Linked DNA regions of Homo sapiens: region 2 is linked to region 1. A link is a loop called in an ENCODE intact Hi-C map of the cell type or tissue named here. Cell type or tissue: endothelial cell of umbilical vein. All regions are shown on one strand. Each heading gives the region's core, and the rest is flanking DNA. Links, peaks and the distances in the headings are about the cores only. Region 1 has its middle 19 kb from the start of YAF2. Region 2 holds the start of LOC124902921 (a long non-coding RNA gene).

The links. Hi-C counts contacts between places; a loop is a spot of excess contacts. Peaks named below come from ENCODE experiments on the same cell type or tissue, not always from the same donor. Only the 100,000 strongest peaks of a DNase experiment are listed, where the experiment ranks them.
Region 2: it touches region 1 in a loop (5-fold over the local background); 4 of 110 quality-filtered maps call a loop at or near these places.

What each region holds. Positions count from the first base shown.
Region 1 is chr12:42,254,672-42,260,055 of GRCh38, reverse strand. No RefSeq gene overlaps it. Among named protein-coding and RNA genes, the nearest start is that of YAF2, 19 kb to the right of the region's middle. In endothelial cell of umbilical vein, for the core only: no CTCF peak of the experiment used is centred there; no DNase peak of the experiment used is centred there.
Region 2 is chr12:42,305,503-42,310,886 of GRCh38, reverse strand. It overlaps LOC124902921 (a long non-coding RNA gene), which reads left to right and starts at 4,335. Exons shown (of 2, transcript XR_007063280.1): 1 at 4,335-4,413. In endothelial cell of umbilical vein, for the core only: no CTCF peak of the experiment used is centred there; no DNase peak of the experiment used is centred there.

The DNA of each region.
Region 1 (5,384 bases), core at 254-5,253:
TTTCCTACCTCGGCCTCCCTAGTAGCTTGTACTACAGGTGCACGTCACCACACCCAACTAATAAGGCACTTTTCCCAAGGGCTGTACATATATTAAGTGGTTTAACCCTCATAATAATCCTGTAAGTACATATTATTATTAGTCCCATTTTACAGATGTGAAAACTGAGCCATGGGTTAAGTAATTTGCCCACAGTTACACAGCTAGTATGCTTCAGAAGCAGAATCTGAATCCTGGCAATCTGGTGACAAAAGATCCCTTGCTTGGCCAAACTTTAGTCAGGCTTCTTTTTATTTTTTTTTATTTTTGAGAGGAGTCTTGTTCTCTCCCCCAGGCTGGAGTGCAGTGGCGCGATCTCGGCTCACTGCAAGCTCCGCCTCCCGGGTTCACGCCATTCTCCTGCCTCAGCCTCCCGAGTAGCTGGGACTACAGGCGCCCGCCACCATGCCCGGCTAATTTTTTGTATTTTTAGTAGAGACGGGGTTTCACCGTGTTAGCCAGGATGGTCTCGATCTCCTGACCTCGTGATCCGCCCGCCTCGGCCTCCCAAAGTGCTGGGATTACAGGCGTGATCCACCGCGCCCAGCCTAGTCAGGCTTCTTAACCTTCTGCTAAGCCCATTTGTCCACTTTCTTGTAAAATCCCATTTTAGCAAAGAACCCTGCTGGGTGAATTTGACAAGAACTGCCCTCATCCATGATATCTGATCATCTTCAATACCTGATCAGGTTCCTCATTCTCCCTGTTCCCCAGGTGATATCTGGTCACCCTGGCCTGTCTTCAGGAAACATCCTGTTAGTTTGGTTTAGCTTGAATCCTCTTTACCCCTGACATTTCTTCTTTGTAAATTTCTATCCACTGACTCCCACTCTGCTCCTTGGCTATAATTCCCACTGTGATGTTATTGAAGTTGAGCCCAATCTCTCTTTCCCACTGCAAGACCTCATTGTGGTGGTCCCTCTTCCTATCGCAGTGGTACTGAATAAAATCTTCCTAACTGTGCTTCAACAGGTATCACTGAGTAATTTTTTTCTTTTTACACTGGCTATAGATAATGCCCCAACCACTGGTTTTTGCTTCTTTACAAATTTATTAATATTAAAAATTTTTAAATATATTTAATTCTGGCCGGGCACGGTGGCTCACATCTGGAATCCCAGCACTCTGGGAGACTGAGGCCGGTGGATCATTTCAGGTCGAGACCAGCATGACCAACATGATGAAACCCTGTCTGTACTAAAAAAAAAAAAAAAAAAAAAAAAAAAAAAAGCCAGGTAGGTAGTGCACACCTGTAATCTCAGCTACTCTGGGAGTTTTAGGCAGGAAAATCGCTTGAACCTGGCAAGCAGATGTTGCAGTGAACCGAAATCGTGCCACTGCACTCCAGCCTGGGTGACAAAGAGAGACTCCGTCTCAAAAAAAAAAATTTTGCATATATATATATATATATATATATATATATATATATATATATATATATTTTAATCCAATTAATGTTAAGTAAGGCCAGGTGTGGTCGCTCATGCCTGTAACCTCATCATTTTGGGAGGCTGAGGCAGGAGGATCACTTGAGCCCAGGAATTCAAGACTCCATCTCTACAAAAAATAAAAAAAAACAATTTTCAAAAGAAATGTTAAGTAACATATAACATGTAAAATATCTTAATTATATGATGTGTTTGCTTCTAGAATATAATATACTAATGAAATATATTATTTGAATAGCAATGTGTTTATTACAAGAAATCTTTCAGGACTCGCTGGAGTTTTATTTACATTACTGCAAAAGCCAATGTTAGTTCAATCATTTTCTTGTGAAGATGTATATGACAACAGATTGAACTTTCTCCTTAAATATCACTCTCCAAGATTATGTCTCAGGAAAATATTATTTTCACTACTGAGAAAGTTGATATTACAACTGTGTTTGTGCTATTGGTAGAGAAATTTTAGGTGCTTAAAAATTTTTCAGATATGTTACAGTAGACTTTTCAGGGTCAAACATCTTCATATAAGAATGTTTAAAATATATTTGGCTTTACTAGAGGTTGTTCTAAGTGTAACTACGATATTTATATTTTGAACTGGAAGCTTATAAAACCGCTTAATATATGATCAGAGATGAAATCTTTACAACTGTGGAGTTTATTAAAAAGCTTTTTTTTATAATAAATACAACACATTAACATACTTGGCTGTGGGGTGTGCACATAGAGTTGCTTTCCCTTTTTAATATCTAAAGATGCAGATTTGCAAGGGCACTCAGAGTTAGTGATGCAGTATGATCGTAGAGAAATAAGAATTTTGCCTTTGGGGACCCTCTCTGATTTTTAGAGATATTGAACTTTGACCTTCTCAACAACTAATTCAACTAATTCACACTATATTAAATGTTCACATGTACTGAATAAGTTTTTCCATTGGCATCTTTTCCATTGGAATCCTATAAGCTCTACAAGGATAAATAAAAAATCTTATCTCAGAGGCATGTGTTAGATTCTTTAAGTGGCACTAATAAGAACTAGTAGAAATAAAATGTAATTGATTAAAAAATGCAGAGAGACAAAAGTGGAGGCAAGAAAGAATAGGAAGACTAAGGAAAAGAAATGAATTGTGTCAAATAGAAAATTAACAGAAATGAGGAAAACTTGGAAAAGGTCGATGGAAAAGGCAATATCCATAGAAACGAAAGGAGGAAAATATAAGAAAAAACATAACAGGAGAAGAAAAGTGAAGGAAAAGTTGACATAAAATAATAAGGTCAATAGAAACCAGAGTAAAATTTTGAGGAGGATCAGAAGATAAAAATAACATTTTTATTTTATTTTATTTTATTTTTTTGAGATGGAGTCTCATTCTGTCGCCCAGGCTGGAGTGCAGTGGTACATCTCAGCTCACCGCAACCTCCACCTCCCGGGTTCAAGCGATTCTCCTGCCTCAGCCTCCTGAGTAGCTGGGACTACAGGCACAGGCCACCGCACCCAGCTAACTTTTGTATTTTTTAGTGGAGATGGGGGTCTCACCATGTTGGCCAGGCTGGTCTCGAACTCCTAATCTCAGGTGATCCACTTGCTTTGGCCTCCCAAAGTGCTGGGATTACAGGTGTGAGCCACCACGCCTGACTAAAACACATTTTTTTTTTTTTTTGAGACCGAGTTTCGCTCACGTAGCCCAGGCTGGAGTGCAGTGGTGTGATCTCGGCTCACTGCAACCTCCGCCTCCCAGGTTCAAATAATTCTTCTGCCTCAGCCTCCCAAGTAGCTGGGATTACAGGCGCCTGCCACCACACCCAGCTAATTTTTGCATTTTTAGTAGAAACGGGGTTTTGCCATGTTGGCCAGGCTGGTCTTGAACTCCTGACCTCATGATGCACCCGTCTCGGCCTCCCAAAGTGCTGGGATTACAGGTGTGAGCCACCACTCCTGGCCCAAAACAACATATTTTAAACAAAAGCTTTCTAACAAGAAAATAAAAATTACCCCCTGAGAATGGCAATATTGAATACTGAAACAGCTCTACATATAAAATACTTATTCTATTATGTAGTAAGCAGATACACTTTGTACCAAAGGAAAATCATCATATAGACCTCTAGGGCTTTGGAGCAAATCCATGCCCTTTTCTGCAAATAATTATTTGAGCTTTTCAGAAACAGCTGTCGTCTGGCTATTTAGCCCGGGGTAGAGACTGAATGCCTAACTATGGGACATCAAGTGGCAATGTTAACTGAGCTTCCCTTTATGAAATGGGTGCTACCTGAACCACCAAGCCATAAGGTTGGGTACACATGACAGCAATCTGTCCTCAAGTGGAAATGGCATATATCAGACTTATGCAGAAATGGGAAATAGGTAATTCCATGAAGAGTCCTTCAACAGTGACTGCTCCTCTCTCAACTCATATCTATTATTTTATAAGGAGTTTCTTACAACTGATTGACTGAGGGGGGAAAATCCCAGGCCTGGTATGCAAATGGTTCTACATGATATGCTGTTACCAACCAGAGGTGGATGGTTACATCATTACAGTCCCAATGAGAGGTGGCCTTGAAGGGCAGTAGTAGAGGGAAATTCTCCTAATGAGCATAAATTAGAGCAACATGTTTGGTTGTCCACCTTATCTGGACTGAAACATGGTCAGAAGTATGGATCAGCACTGATTCATGGGCAGTTGCTAACATTTGGGCTGGATGATTAAGGACTCAGAGAGGACAAGATTGGAAGAATGATACAAGAGGATCTAAGGAAGAGGTATGTGGGTGGACCTTTCAGGATGGTTGAAACATTCCATGTGAATATATTTGTGTCCCATGTAGATACTCACCAAAGGGCACCATCTGATAAGGAAACTTTTAATGATCAGGTGAACAAAATGACTCATTCTCTTGATGTCAGTCAGCCACTTTAACCAGCCACCCTAGTGATTTCTCAATGGACCCATGTGCAAACTGGTCATGTTGTCCAGAATAGAGGCTCTGCATGGGCTCAGCAATATGATGTTCTCACAAAGGCTGGCCTTGCAGCCCAGCTACATTGCTACTGCTAACAATACTAACTGGCCAACAGCACAAACCAACACTGGGTCTCCAATTTGCCACCCTTCCTTGGAGAGACAAGTCAGCCAGCCACCTGGTGGTCAGTTGATTATATTGGACTGTTTCCCTCATGGAAGCGGACAGAGATCTTTTCACTGGAATGGACACATATTCTGGATATGGACTTGCCTTCCCTGCCTATAATGCTTGCACCACTATGCATGGACTCATAAAATGCCTTATTCATTTCAACTGTATTCTGCACAACAGTGCGTGTGATTATTTCACAGCAAAAGAAATACAACGATGGGATTATGCCCATAAAATTTACAGGTCATACCATGTATTCCTTCACCTAGAAACATCTGGCCTAGTAGAAAAGTATAATGGCTTACTGAAGACTCAGTTGGTTTAAAGACAATGTCCTGAAAGAAAGCCATGCTATCTTACAAGATGCAGTGTGTGTTTTGAATCAGAGACCAATATGTGGTGCTGTCTTTCCCACAGCCAGAATAAATACAGGAATCAAGAGATGGAAATGGGGCTGGGCACGGTGGCTCATGTCTGCAATCCCAGCATTTTGGGAGGCCAAGGTGGGTGAATCACTTGAGGTCAGGAGTTTGAGACCAGCCTGGGCAACATGGTGAAACCCCATCTCTACTAAAAATACAAAAGCTAGCCATGTGTGGTGGTGCATGCTTGTAATCCCAGCTACTCAGGAGGCTGAGGCAGGAGAATCGCTTGAACCCAGGAGCCAGAGGTTTCAGTGAGCTGTGATTGTGCCACTGCACTCCAGTCTGGGTGACAGAGAAAGACTCCATCTCAAAAAAAAAAAAAAAAAAAAAAAAGA
Region 2 (5,384 bases), core at 323-5,322, 51 kb before region 1:
AGCCTGGCCAACATGGTGAAACCCCATCTGTACTAAAAATGCAAAAATTAGCAAGCCATGGTGACACATGCCTGTAATTCCAGCTACTCAGGAGACTGAGGCACAAGAATCGCTGGAACCAGGGAGGCAGAGGCTGCAGTGAGCCCAGATCGCACCACTGCACTCCAGCCCTGGGTGACAGAGTGAGACTCTGTCTCAAAAAAAGAAAAAAAGAAAAAGAATTGTCAACAGCAAATTAAAGCATGATGCATTCACAATAATAGATTATTAGGAAGCATTAAAATGTTTCAAAGAATTTTTAATTGTATGAGAAAACATTCCAGATACAATGTCAAGTGTAAAACACTTGCTATATATGGATACATATCTGCATATGGAAGGGGGAAATGCTCACTGCTAAAGTAGCAGTGCAGAATGGTTAAGAGTATGCTCTTTTTTTTGACAGATACACTTAGGTTTCTATGGCCATATTGCCACTTAAAGCTGCTGATCGTAGACGATTTACTTAACCTGAGTTATATGAAAACTAAGAAGGTTAAAGCAACACAGAAGGACAAATATTGTATGATACCACTTACATGAGGCACCTGGAATAGGCAACGTGAAATTCATAGAGACAGAAAATAGAGGTTACCAGGGTCTGAAGGGAGGTAGAAAGGGGGGCTATTTATTTAATGCATAGTTTCTGTTTCAGTTGATGAGAAGTTCTGGAAATGGCTAGTGGTGACGGTTGCTCAATACTGTGAATGTACCTAATGGCACTAAGTTGTACACATAAAAATGGGTAAAATGGGCCGGGCACAGTGGCTTATGCCTGTAATCCTAGCAGTTTGGGAGCCTGAGGCAGGCAGACAGCCTGAGCTCAGGAGTTCGAGACCAGCCTGGCCAACAAGGTAAAACCCCATCTCTACTAAAATAGAAAAAAATAGCCGAGTGTGGCAGTGTGCACCTGTAGTCCCAAATACTTGGGAGGCTGAGGCAGAAGAATTGCTTGAACCCGGGAGATGGAGGTTGCAGTGAGCCAAGATCATGCCACCACACTCCAGCCTGGGCGACAAAGCGAGACTCTGTCTCAAAAAAAAAAGGTAAATTTTATGTGATGTATATTTTATCACACACAAAAAAAAATATGCCTCAAGTGACAGGACTGCATAGAAAAAAATGTGCAAACATAACTAAAAATTTTTTGTGAAGTATAATTAGGCCAACAAGCCCTCCCCACAGCCCACCAAGTCATGCTGAACCATCACACCTGCAAGCCCCTTCCCTGCGATCTATGTCCAGGATAAGATTAAGATAGCTTTCCCACCTCAGGCAAGGGATTGGAGGGGTCCTTCCCCAGGAGAAAATACATACAGCTTGAGATATTAGCCCTAAAGAAAATGTTCAGTAATAAAGACCTCCAAGTTGATATGCCCAAGGCAGTGCTAGTGAAATATGCTCTGCTCAGCTTTTCAGTGCTTCACATTCAAATATGAACAGACACATAAGCATCAACAAACATTTGAGGAAAGCCTCTAATACAACGGAAACCCAAACAAGCATACCACAAAAGAGAGCTTTAAGAACAATTCTGGCTTTGAAAATCTATCTATCCCCTACGGTTTCAGAAAAAGAGACCGAACCTGTAAATTTGGTAGTTTCTTTTTTTTTTGAGATGGAGTCTCACTCTGTCACCAGGCTGGAGTGCAGTCGCACAGTCTTGGCTCACTGCAACCTCTGCCTCCCAGGTTCAAGCGATTCTCCTGCCTCAGCCTCCTAAGTAGCTGTGACTACAGGCACGCACCACCACACCCGGCTAATATTTGTATTTTTAGTAGAGACGGCGTTTCACCACGTTGGCCAGGATGGTCTCGATCTGCTTACCTCATGATCTGCCCGCCTTGGCCTCCCAAAGTGCTGGGATTACAGGCGTGAGCCACAGCGCCAGGCCGTTTTTTTGTTTTTTTTTTTTTTTTTTTTTTTTTTTTTTTGACAGAGTTTCACTCTTGTTGCTCAGGCTGCAGTGCAATGGCATGATCTCAGCTCACTGCAACCTCCACCTCCTGGGTTCAAGCGATTCTCCTGCCTCAGCCTCCCACGTAGCTGGGATTACAGGTGTGTGCCATCATGCCTGGCTAATTTTCTATTTTTTTAGTAGAGATGGGGTTTCACCATGTTGGTCAGGCTGGTTTCGAACTCCTGACCTCAACTGATCCACCTGACTCGGCCTCCCAAAGTGCTGGGATTACAGGCCTGAGCCACTGTGCCAGGCCAACTTGGTAGTTTCTAATAAGTACTTGTCTAGCAGAGAATGCCCTTCTTGCTGGATATGACTAATGGTTTTTTGGGTTTTTTTTTTTTCCTTCTGCAGTCATTTATTTACTCATTGCTTTTTTGACTAGATGCCTTATTCTGAAATTGTCAATTACAGTTTTCAGATTATCATGAAATTCAATTATGCCCACATATGACATTTATAAATTTTGCATGTTAATTTATTCCTTTGTTTTATATGCTAAAGATGTGTGTTTATATATGCCAGGTGTGGTGGCATGCACCTGTAGTCCCAGCTCCTGGAGAGGCTAAGGTGGGAGGTTCCCTTGAGACCAGGAATTTAAGTCCAGCTGGGCAACAGAGTAAAACCCTGTCTCTAAAAAACAAATAAAAGTGAATTTAAATAATATTTTTGGCCAGGTGTAGTGGCTCATGCCTATAATCCCAGCACTTTGGGAGGCCAAGGCAAGAGGATCTCTTGAAGCCAGGAGTTCAAGACCAGCCTAGGCAGCAAAGTGAGACCCTGACTTTATAAAAATAAAAAATAACTGTTTTTAATTTAAAAAATTAAAAACTATGTTTTAAATGCTTAAATATTAAAACCTTGATTACCATACCTAGAAAAGTACTTGAAAGCTTTACATAGAATATGCCATAGATCAGTAACTTAGGTTCAATCATTGATGGAGGGCTGGAAATGTAATTTTTAAAGTGGGGAGAAAACTATTGGATCATATAACTAAGTCATTCAGCTTCAGAAATGGATAAAAGAGATAAAAATATAATTAGAAATCTATTTTTCTTTGTCTTACCACCGCTTTCCTCTGTACTTCCTTTATTTCTCAACAAGCTTTCTTCATATGGTGGTAGAGATGACCACCAGTATCTCTAAAGGTAGGAATCCCAACAAAGAAAACCCCTTTCCCAGTGGTCCCAGCAAAAGTTCCAAGAAAGCCCTGATTGGCTAGGTCTCTGTCACAGTCCCCATTCCTGGAAATAAGGAAGAGAGTCAGTCCCACCCCGACTACATAGAGTGAAAGTGTTCCTATGCAACGCGGGATCTATTTTCAGTTTGGAATCAATGTGGAAATTATCCTGTAAAAAGAATCTTAAGCTTAAAACCCTCCTTTCAACATTTCCCAGGGCAGAATACTGAGACGGCTGAGCAGAGCACACAAAGAAAATAAAGATTCAGCCTGGGCGCAGTGGCTCACGCCTGTAATCTCAACACTTTGGGAGACTGAGGCAGGTGGATCACCAGAGGTCAGGAGTTCAAGACCAGCCTGACCAACATAGTGAAACCCTGTCTCTACTAAAAATACAAAATTAGCCGGGTGTGGTGGCCCATGCCTGTAATCCCAGCTACTTGGAAGGCTGAGGCAGGAGAATTGTTTGAACCCAGGAGGCGGAGGCTGCAGTGAGCTGAGATCATGCCACTGCACTCCAGCCTGGGCAACAGAGACTCTGTCTCAAAAAAAAAAAAAAAAAAAAAAGAAAGAAAGAAAAGAAAAGAAAAAGAAAAAAAGGAAAAGAAAGAAAAGAAATATATATGGAAGAAAGTGAAAACCTCCTTGGAAAGCAGTGTGATCAGCACTATTACTTAAACTAACAATGCGAACAGTGGCAGTCAGACTGAGCCCTCAGTCCAGAGAATGGGAGTAAGCCACTATCAATTGTTTTAAAACACTCCATCTATAAGATCCAAATTTTAAGAATCCTTATATACTGCTATAGATAAAGACAACCAGTTAACATTTTTAGTTAAGATATGGCACCTAGAAATAAGCAGACCAGAAACATAAAAGCTTTTATAGAAAGCAGATTCCTGAAGTGCATGTTGCACTTTTCATCAGCACATCTTTGCAAGATGCATGGCTTCATGTGAAACACATAATCTTGTTTTTTCATAGAGATGGTATAGTTTGGTTAGAGCCTCATAAGTATATTTAAGATAAGTTAAATACTAAAAATGGCTTTTAACAAATTATCTGAAAGACAAATTATATCACATATTTAGCACTATGTTTCAGGCACTGTTCTAAACACATTATAAATATGAAATAATTGAATCCCTTTTAGGTATTGTTTTCATCATTATACAGATGACAGAACTAAGGCACAGAGAGGCAAAGTAATTCACCCAAAGTCACACAGCCAGTAAGTAGCACGATAACGTTTTAAATGCAGGGTACAATGTATGTTATTTTGGAGATGGATACACAAAAAAGCCCTATGCATGACTTACCAAAAATAAATAAATAAATAAAATTTAAAAATAAAAGAAAAAGGCCAGGTGCGGAGGCTCATGCCTGCAATCCCAGCACTTTGGGAGGCCGAGGCGGGCGGATCACCTGAGGTCGGGAGTTCGTGACTAGCCTGACCAACGTGGAGAAACCCCGTCTCTATTAAAAGTAGAAACTCACTGGGTGTGGTGGCGCATGCCTGTAATCCCAGCTACTCGGGAGGCTGAGGCAGGAGAATCACTTGAACCCAGGAGGCGGAGGTTGCGGAGCCGAGATCGGGCCATTGCACTCCAGCCTGGGCAAAAAGAGTGAAACTCCGTCTCAAAAAAAGAAAAGAAGAAGAAAAGCCCTGACTTCACCACTACTCAATATATACATGTAACACTTGTACCCCATAAATTTATACAAAGAAAATTTTTAAAAATAAAAGAAATAAAGCCAAGCAAACTTGCTCTAGAGTCGATATACTATCTCTATGCTATGATGCTTCTCTAAAAAAGTACTCAAATTATATGACTGGCCAGGCGCAGTGGCTCACGCCTGTAATCCCAGCACTCTGAGAGGCCAATGGGGATGGATCACCTCAGGTCAGGAGTTTGAGATCAGCCTGCCCAACATGGCGAAACCCTGTCTCTACTAAAAATACAAAAATTAGCCAGGCATGGTGGCACGCGCCTGTAGTCCCAGCACTCAGGAGGCTGAGGCAGGAAAATCCCTTGAATCCAGGAGGTGGAGGTTGCAGTGAGCAGAGATCGTGCCACTGCACTCCAACCTGGGTGACAGAGCGAGACTCCATCTCAAAAAAAAAAAAAAAAAAATATATATATATATATATATATATATATATAGTACTGCCTTATCAACTAGGAGATGGTGGTTTTAAAT